Linked DNA regions of Homo sapiens: all the other regions are linked to region 3. The links are chromatin contacts, found by Hi-C or POLR2A ChIA-PET in ENCODE. All regions are on one chromosome and are shown on one strand. Each heading gives the region's core, a stretch centred on a gene start or an enhancer-like site at or near the end of the contact. The rest is flanking DNA. Distances are from core to core; before and after follow the strand shown. Region 1 overlaps NVL (nuclear VCP like). Region 2 overlaps NVL (nuclear VCP like). Region 3 has its middle 22 kb from the start of DEGS1.

The links. Hi-C counts contacts between places; a loop is a spot of excess contacts on that map. ChIA-PET counts read pairs that join two places held with the same protein, here RNA polymerase II (POLR2A). Pooled maps may share reads with other maps.
Region 1: a pooled map shows a loop between it and region 3 (2.2-fold over the local background). The contact joins two enhancer-like sites. A Hi-C loop is called at or near these places in 1 of 168 maps with a recorded cell type or tissue (heart right ventricle) and 4 of 50 pooled maps. POLR2A ChIA-PET finds 5 or more read pairs at or near these places in 19 of 52 experiments (A549, CD4-positive, alpha-beta T cell, H1 and 14 more).
Region 2: a loop to region 3 is called in a map with no recorded cell type, with 4 times the contacts of the local background. The contact joins two enhancer-like sites. A Hi-C loop is called at or near these places in 7 of 37 single-sample maps with no recorded cell type and 8 of 50 pooled maps. POLR2A ChIA-PET finds 5 or more read pairs at or near these places in 13 of 52 experiments (AG04450, GM12878, HEK293T and 8 more).

What each region holds. Positions count from the first base shown.
Region 1 is chr1:224,244,053-224,246,752 of GRCh38, forward strand. The region is part of intron 19 of NVL (nuclear VCP like); the gene reads right to left. Among named protein-coding and RNA genes, the nearest start is that of MIR320B2, 12 kb to the right of the region's middle. RefSeq lists an enhancer at 1,602-1,651. Within about 2 kb of position 1,324, at least 20 of the 41 ENCODE cell types and tissues checked have a DNase peak (open chromatin) inside an H3K27ac peak, as active enhancers do; they include OCI-LY7 and heart right ventricle, where a contact is called at or near this core.
Region 2 is chr1:224,265,406-224,268,105 of GRCh38, forward strand. It overlaps NVL (nuclear VCP like), which reads right to left. Exons shown (of 23, transcript NM_002533.4): 18 at 2,629-2,700. Among named protein-coding and RNA genes, the nearest start is that of MIR320B2, 9.6 kb to the left of the region's middle. Within about 2 kb of position 1,291, at least 2 of the 41 ENCODE cell types and tissues checked have a DNase peak (open chromatin) inside an H3K27ac peak, as active enhancers do.
Region 3 is chr1:224,203,515-224,206,214 of GRCh38, forward strand. No RefSeq gene overlaps it. Among named protein-coding and RNA genes, the nearest start is that of DEGS1, 22 kb to the left of the region's middle. RefSeq lists a silencer at 1,447-1,496. Within about 2 kb of position 1,402, at least 27 of the 41 ENCODE cell types and tissues checked have a DNase peak (open chromatin) inside an H3K27ac peak, as active enhancers do; they include OCI-LY7 and heart right ventricle, where a contact is called at or near this core.

The DNA of each region.
Region 1 (2,700 bases), core at 74-2,573, 40 kb after region 3:
AAGGAAGTAGAAGTTATGAAAAAAAAATCTGGGGGCCGGGCGTGGTGGCTCATGCCTATAATCCCAGCACTTTGGGAGGCCAAGGAGGGCGGATCACATGAGGTCGGGAGTTCGAGACCAGCCTGGCCAACATGGAAAAACCCTGTCTCTACTAAAAATACAAAATTAGCTGGGCATGGTGGCAGACACCTGTAATCTCAGCTATTTGGGAGGCTGAGGCAGGAGAATCACTTGAACCCAGGAGGCAGAGGTTGCAGTGAGCTGAGATCGCACCATTGTACTCCAGCCTGGGCGACAAGAGCAAAACTCCGTCTCAAAAAAAAAAATTTCTACTTCTCAGGCAGCTTTTAGTGATAGACCTCTTATCACCACATCATCACTAGAAATACCAAATAAAAAATATAAAAAAGTAGTATATGGCTCGCTCTTTTTTATTTGAGGTGGAGTCTCCCTCTGTTGCCCAGGCTGGAGTGCAGTGGCGTGATCTCGGCTCACTGCAACCTCCACCTCTCTGCTTCAAGTGATTCTTTTGCCTCAGCCTCCTGACTAGCTAGGACTACAGGCGCATGCCACCACGCCCGGCTAATTTTTGTATTTTTAGTAGAGATGGGGTTTCGCCATGTTGGTCAGGCTGGTCTCCATTTTTTTTTTTTGAGATGGAGTCTCACTCTGTTGCCCAGGCTGGAGTGCAGTGGCGTAATCTCGGCTCACTGCAATCCCTGCCTCTTGGGTTCAAGTGATTCTTTTGCCTCAGCCTCCTGAGTAGCCGGGACTACAGGCACGCACCACCACGCCCAGCTAATTTTTATATTTTTAGTAGAGATGGGGTTTCACCATATTGGCCAGGCTGGTCTCGAACTCCTGACCTCGTGATCCGCCCGCCTTGGCCTCCCAAAGTGCTGGGATTACAGGTGTGAGCCACTGTACCTGGCCCACTCGCTCTTCTTTTACAAAACTTAGATCCCAAAAGATATGAAGAAGTTGCTTTGACCTACAAAATATTTCAGACTTTTAAGAACAGGACTAAAGATCTTTATTCTAATCTCCTTATAATATTTCAGATGTTAATAGGAGAAAGAGAAAATTGTATATAAAACAATCTGAGGAATTAAAGTCAAAAGCCAGCAAACTGAAATAAAAAGGGTAAACATTAAAAATGCCAATTTTCCTCACTTTCTGTTGACTTACAAAGAACATACATGGGCAGGAAGTCTGCCTTGTGACTTCTCCCCTCTGAAATTAGATATTGTGCTTCCTCTTCCTCTCAATCTGCCCTGCTTTAGCCATCAACAAAGCTTTTTAAACAAAAACATTCATGACCTCTGAAGGATGAGGTAAGATAAGGATGTGAAATTGCACTGCTAACAGCTCTCTTGAGAGGGCACCAGGCCAACGCAGGCAGACAGGGCACAGGGAGGCTGCATGTGGGTCCTGCTCCTCCTGGGCAGCTCTGCCCAATGAGGTTCCAAGTCTTAGAATAGGACACAGTCAGAATTGGAGCAAAAATGCACTCTCAAGTCAAAGAGAATAAACTAACAAAAGCCCTTCTGCCGTTGGCACAGACAGAGGCTGAGGACTGACTATGCAGCAGTCTAAACCACAATCTACAAAAGTTGCTTTTGGCCCAGCATGGTGGCTCACACCTGTAATCCCAGCACTTTGAGAGGCCGAGGTGGGTGGATCACCAGGTCAGGAGTTCCAGACCAGCCTGGCCAACATGGTGAAACCTCATTTCTCTAAAAATACAAAAATTAGCCGGGCGTGGTAGCACGTGCCTGTAATCCCAGCTACTCGGGAGGTGGGATCCGTCCACCTTGGCCTCCCAAAGTGCTGGGATTACAGGTGTGAGCCACCATGCCCGGCCAAAGTTGACCTCTATTGAAATGTCTTTTTTGATTTTTTTCTTCTTCCATATTCACAACTTTGTGCTTGGAAGCTGCAGGGCTCCTCTCTGTTACCCACCCCATTTATGCCAGATGACTTTTTTTTTTTTGGAGACAGAGTTTTGCTCTTGTTGCCCAGGTTGGAGTGCAATAGCACGATCTCGGCTCACCACAACCTCTGCCTCCCGGGTTCAAGCTAATTCTCCTGCTTTAGCCTCCTGAGTAGCTGGGATTACAGGAGCACACCATCACACCCAGCTAATCTTTGTATTTTTGTAGAGACAGTGTTTTGCCATGTTGGCCAGGCTGGTCTTGAACTCCTGACCTCAAGTGATCCACCTGCCTCGGCCTCCCAAAGTGCTGGGATTATAGGCATGAACCACTGTGCCTGGCCGAAGTGGGGTACTTTAAATATTCACCCTTTGGTCTGAGGCCTAATGATTTTGGCAAATAGCACTGAAATTCTAGATGAATGAAGTATAAAGTTGTTCTGGTGTGAGTACCATACATTGAATGAAACACAGCAGGAAGAATGAGCCAATCATTCTCTGGTTCCAAATCTATAAAGCTCTGAATACCACATGCCTCATGTCTGGCATGTCTAGAAATAAATACCAATCCAACTTTTCTCTTTAGTTCATGAAATCCCAAGGACAAGTGTGAAAGCATTATCATTATGTCACCATGACTACAGGAAATTCATAGAAACAAAATTGGATTATATGTGTGTGCTTATTTGTATATACATACACATCCACATACATTGACCAAAGCAAACAAAATCTCAAGACCATAGTTCCTAATGACAGAGCCAAGA
Region 2 (2,700 bases), core at 41-2,540, 62 kb after region 3:
AGGGAGAAGAAATCTTTGAACCCAGGAGGCAGAGGTTGCAAGGAGCTGAGATCACACCACTGCACTCCAGCCTGGGCAGTAGACCAAGACTCTGTCTCAAAATAAATAAATAAATAATAAAATAAAATAAACAAACTTAAAATATGGTGCGGGCTGTTAACGATAGAATAGGTTATTACAGGAAACGAAAGATTGATGCTGTGGTTTGAACGTATTCCCCAAATTTCACGTGTTGGAAACTTAATCCCCAATAAAACAGTGTTGAGATGTGGGACCTTTAAAAGGTGATTAGGTCATGAGGGCTCTGCCCTCATGAATGATGCTGGTTTCAAGAGAGTGGGTAAGTTATTACAGGAGTGGACTCTTGATAAAAGGATATGTTTCGCCACTCTCACTATTTTTTAAATAATAGAGACAAGGTCTCACTATGTTGCCCAGGCTGGTCTTAAACTCCCAAGCTCAAGCGATCCTCCTGTCTCAACCTCGTAAAGTGCTAGGATTACAGGCATAAGCCACCATGCCCAGCTTGGCCACTTTCTTTCTTTTTTAATGTCTACTCATTTGTTAACTATGTTTCTGTATGATGTTATTAATATACTGCACATATGACAAGTCATACATCAAAACCAGATAGTACAAACAATTAAACAGATAATAATTTTAGCATTTTCTGTCTCACCACTAACAGATATTAAGCCCATCCTTACTAATTTATGCTCCTCACTTTAAAAAGGATGATCATATACTGGAAAAAACTGGATCAATGTATTTCTTCAATGAGGCTTTTTTGAGAGAAACAGGGCCCTCATTTCCTACTCCCCAGGATCCCCCCTCTCTCTGCTTCTTTCTTCTCCAGACTTCCTCCAGTGAAACTAATCTTTTGCTATACAAAATGCTTTTTGGTAGGCTGAAGAAAACAGTTGTTTAGCTCAGGCAGTTGAGATAAATGTCCAAAGATAGGGTAAAATTAATTAAACTTTATTTGTCCACCTTTACTCATGGGACCATGGTTTCTTCCTGTCCAGGCCACTTTCCTTTTGCTCTCTCATGCATGCTCTTGTGCTCTTCTACCCTTTCGCCTTGGGGTGATGCAGCAAGAAGGCCCTTGACAGATGCAGGCCACTCAGCCTTGACCTTCCCAGCTTCCTGAACTAGAAGAACTGAATCTCTTTTCTTTTTAACACAAATTACCCAGTTTCAGGTATTCTGTTACAGCAAAACAAAACAGACTAAGACAAGCATCTTCTTGAAATATGTGAGAAAAGATCTGTATCTGCTTATGAAAGGGACGATGTGATTCTGTTCAACTCTGAGGGACTTTCTTCTAGGATGACTCTGTGATTTTATGACCTAATGACTGTTCCCACTACTATTACCAAACTGCTTATGAACATGATAACAATTACTAAATAGCTACGTGCTGTTTAACACCACTGTGGCAGATACATTACCAACATCATTTAACTTTTGTGGCAATCCTGCCAATTAAGTATTATCATCTTCATTTAAAAAGTGCCAAAATGATGGTCAGCAAGATAAAGTAATATAGTCCCAAGGTTACTATGGTATAATACAGAATATAACTGGTCTTTGCCCACCTTTCCTGGCATAGATCTTCAAAAATCCTTGCAATTTCCTGAGTGCCAGGAATATCTTTGTTGAGCTAATGTGGTGACGCATAGTGGCCCCACAGATAGCTTCGGGCAGGGGACTGATCACCAGAAAGATCAAGCATGTGATTAGAGTTGTAACTCCGAGCCATCTTCTGCACTTCTGTAGTCTTGAGCCCTTTTCTGAATCCCTCAAAGAATGCTTAACCTTGAAAACAATTTTCAGTAATTATTCAGGGCAGATATAGGGGCATGGCTCCAGCATAAAATCCTAAAAATCTATCTTTAACTTCTACTAGAGTGAAGAGTCTCGTTTTTGTTTCCTATAAGCTAGAGAGAAACCACAAAACACAAATTCTGAAAATACTTTTGTGGTCAAAAGTGTATGCTGGTCGGGTGCAGTGGCTCACGTCTGTAATCCTAGCACTTTGGGAGGCCGAGGTGGGCAGATCACCTGAGGTCAGGAGTTCAAGACCAGCCTGGCCAACATGGCGAAACCCCATCTCTACTAAAAATACAAAAAATAGCCGGGCATGGTGGCAGCACCTGTAATCCCAGCTACTCAGGAGGCTGAGGCAGGAGAATCACTTGAACTCAGGAGGCAGAGGTTGCAGTGAGCCAAGGTCATGCCACTGCATGCCAGCCTGGGTGACAGAGCGAGATTCTGTCTCAAAAAAAAAAAAAAAAAAAAGTGTATGCTGCAACTGTTCTCAGCCAAAAAGAGCTTTCTAAGCACCGACACAGAAAAGCAATCTCATGGGATCCAAGCAGTAATACTATACTTTTTACTATAGCTTATGCAAAAGCTTTCTAAGCCTTTATTTCAACTATGAAGTTTCCTTTCACAGAACCAAAAATGGATTGCCCAAATTTAATCTTCCTTTCCTAGGATGCATGTGAATTATATTGTTTATAAATGCTACTAGTTTTTACTTTTATTTTTAATTATCTGAATCTCTTCTACGGAAATGCTGTAAGTTTTTAGATTCATCTGTGTTACAATATTTTTATTTCTTACCTGGCCTGTTAGTGGCTGCCATAATAAAAACCTGCTGGCGTGCTTCCAGACCATCCATCTCTGTAAGTAGCT
Region 3 (2,700 bases), core at 152-2,651:
ATGGCCATCCCAGGACAAGCAAGCAGAACTCCTCGGCCTGGGGTCCTGTTTGCCAAAAGGAATCTGGATGTTGTGAGTGCCTCAAGTCACTGACTCCCCCTCCTCATGACCAGGGGATGATGAGCAGCTGTTTAATAAGCCACCGGTGTCAAACCCGGTGGCCGGGGGCCCAGGAAGAACCCCGACTTGGGAGTGCAGCCCCTTAGGCATCTCAGAGCCAGGGACAGGAAAGAAAGACAGGTTGTGTTGCCAGTGTGACTGAAGCAAATTACCTTCCCTGGGCTGGTTTCCTTTATCTATCTTGTCTATCTTTTCTTACCTCCCTCCCGGGACCTTGAGATGCCTTGGAAATCAGATGGGAAAAGCACTGTCACTCACTGCAGGGGTTGTGGTAATGCTGGTTACTGATGCCACTGGGAACACCAAGCTACAGGAGTCAGTCATTTGGGACAGTGCCAGCAGTCAGAGCACAGGTCACACTTGTTCCAAACCATGGCAGTCGGTGCTTGCTGCCCAAACTATTGTCTGAGTTTATTTTTTAAGAAATAAAAAAAAAAATTATCATAGAATACAAAGAACATAAAATACACCATTGTTACCATTTTTTTTTTCTCTTTTTGAGACAGAGTCTCACTCTGTTGCCCAGGCTGGAGTGCAATGGTGCAATCTCAGCTCACTGCAACCTCTGCCTCCCGGGTTCAAGCAATTCTCCTGCCTCAGCCTCCCAAGTAGATGGGATTACAGGCGCCCACCACTGCACCTGGCTAATTTTTTTTTGTATTTTTAGTAGAGATGGGGTTTCACCATATATGGTCAGGCTGGTCTCAAACTCCTGACCTCAGGTGATCCACCCGCCTCGGCCTCCCAAAGTGCTGGGATTACAGGCATTAGCCAACGCACCCAGCCCATTGTTACCATTTTCACGTGTCCAGTTCAGGAGTATTACATACATTCACATTGTTATGCAACCTATCTCCAGAACTTTTCATCTTGAAAATCTGAGATTCAAAAAATAAAAATAAAAAAATGAAAGAAAAAGAAAAAAAAAATAAAAAGAAGAAGAAGGAAAAAAGAAAAACCGAAATTCCATGCTCATTAAACAGCTCCCTATTTTCCCTCCCCCAGCCCCTGGCAACTAGCACTTTACTTTCTGTTTCTATAAATTTGACTTGAGTATTTTTTTTTTAATCAACAAAACTCTTAACTTGCACTGTCAATATATTCCAAATATTCCAATATATTCCAAAATATTCCACAGCAGGCCTGGGTCATGCTGGATTAGCAAAGACAAGGACTGGCCTAGATGGAGTCACACCCTCCCCAGCCTTGGGTTTGGGTAATTCTCAACACCCTAATTCATTCTCCCCTGGCAGCTGGAGAGACCCGTGGGACAGCCACTCACTGCAGAAGGGGCTGGTGAGAGACATGCTCGTCATCTCCGAGGGCCTGGCTCTGCGCCAGCCACACACTTATCTGCCTGCTCCATCTCCGGAGTTTCTGTCTCTGAGCTTTGGCAATGGAAGTTGTGCTTCCACTATTAGCCAACACCGAGCTGGACTCTGGTAACTGACACAGCCGTGCATCTAGTGTAGCTCGGGTTGAGATGACTTGGCTTTTTTTTTTTTTTTTTTTTTTTTGAGACGGAGTCTCGCTCCGTCACCCAGGCTGGAGTGCAGTGGCGGGATCTCGGCTCACTGCAAGCTCCGCCTCCCGGGTTCACGCCATTCTCCTGCCTCAGCCTCCCGAGTAGCTGGGACTACAGGCGCCCGCCACCACGCCCGGCTAATTTTTTGTATTTTTAGTAGAGACGGGGTTTCACCGTGTTAGCCGGGATGGTCTCGATCTCCTGACCTCGTGATCCGCCCGCCTCGGCCTCCCAAAGTGCTGGGATTACAGGCGTGAGCCACCGCGCCCGGCCGACTTGGCTTTTTAAATTGCCTTCTATGAATATATATTTGTCCTAAGACTGGACTGGCCACATGAAATCAGGTTTTCAAAACGGAACTGCCTGTGAGGATGTGTGAGTGTGGATGTCAGGTGGCAAGGGGCTGAGAAGGAAAGTGCAAGGGGGCCTCCCATCCCACATGACTCACACGTTGCTCACATACACACACCCAGCCCCCCCCCCCCAACCCCAACACACACACGCAGGGCTGTAAACCATATGATTAGGCTCCTGCCTGACTCTCCCAGGCCATCTCTCCCTGTGGTCCAGCCACCATGGGCTGCTTTCTGCTCCAAACACACTCAGGATTGCTGTGTCCCAGGGCCTGCTTGGTGTCCTCTGCGTAGACACTAGACCAGAGCTCACAGAGCCACCTCCCTCTCAATAATCAGCTCTCAGCTCAAATGCCACCTCTTTAAAGAAGACTTCCTTAGAAACGGCCTGATTTCTAGTTTCACCAAAAACTGACCCTGAGATGAGAATTTGGGTATATGGCTTATTTGGAAGGTGATCCTGAAATGAGTGAGAAAAGGAAATCCAAAAAAGCAGGCCAGTAAAGCGTGTGTCACTTAAGGAGCAGGTAACCACTGTAGGCAACTGGAGCTCATTCCCCAGGACTCCTGAGAGCTCTCGCAATGTCCCACCAATGGTTACAGAGGTGTTTGCCTTGGAGTAATTCATTAAGCTGCACGTTTGCTCTGTGTATTTTTCTGTATCTGGATTTTACAATACAAGATTTTTTGTTTTGTGTTTTG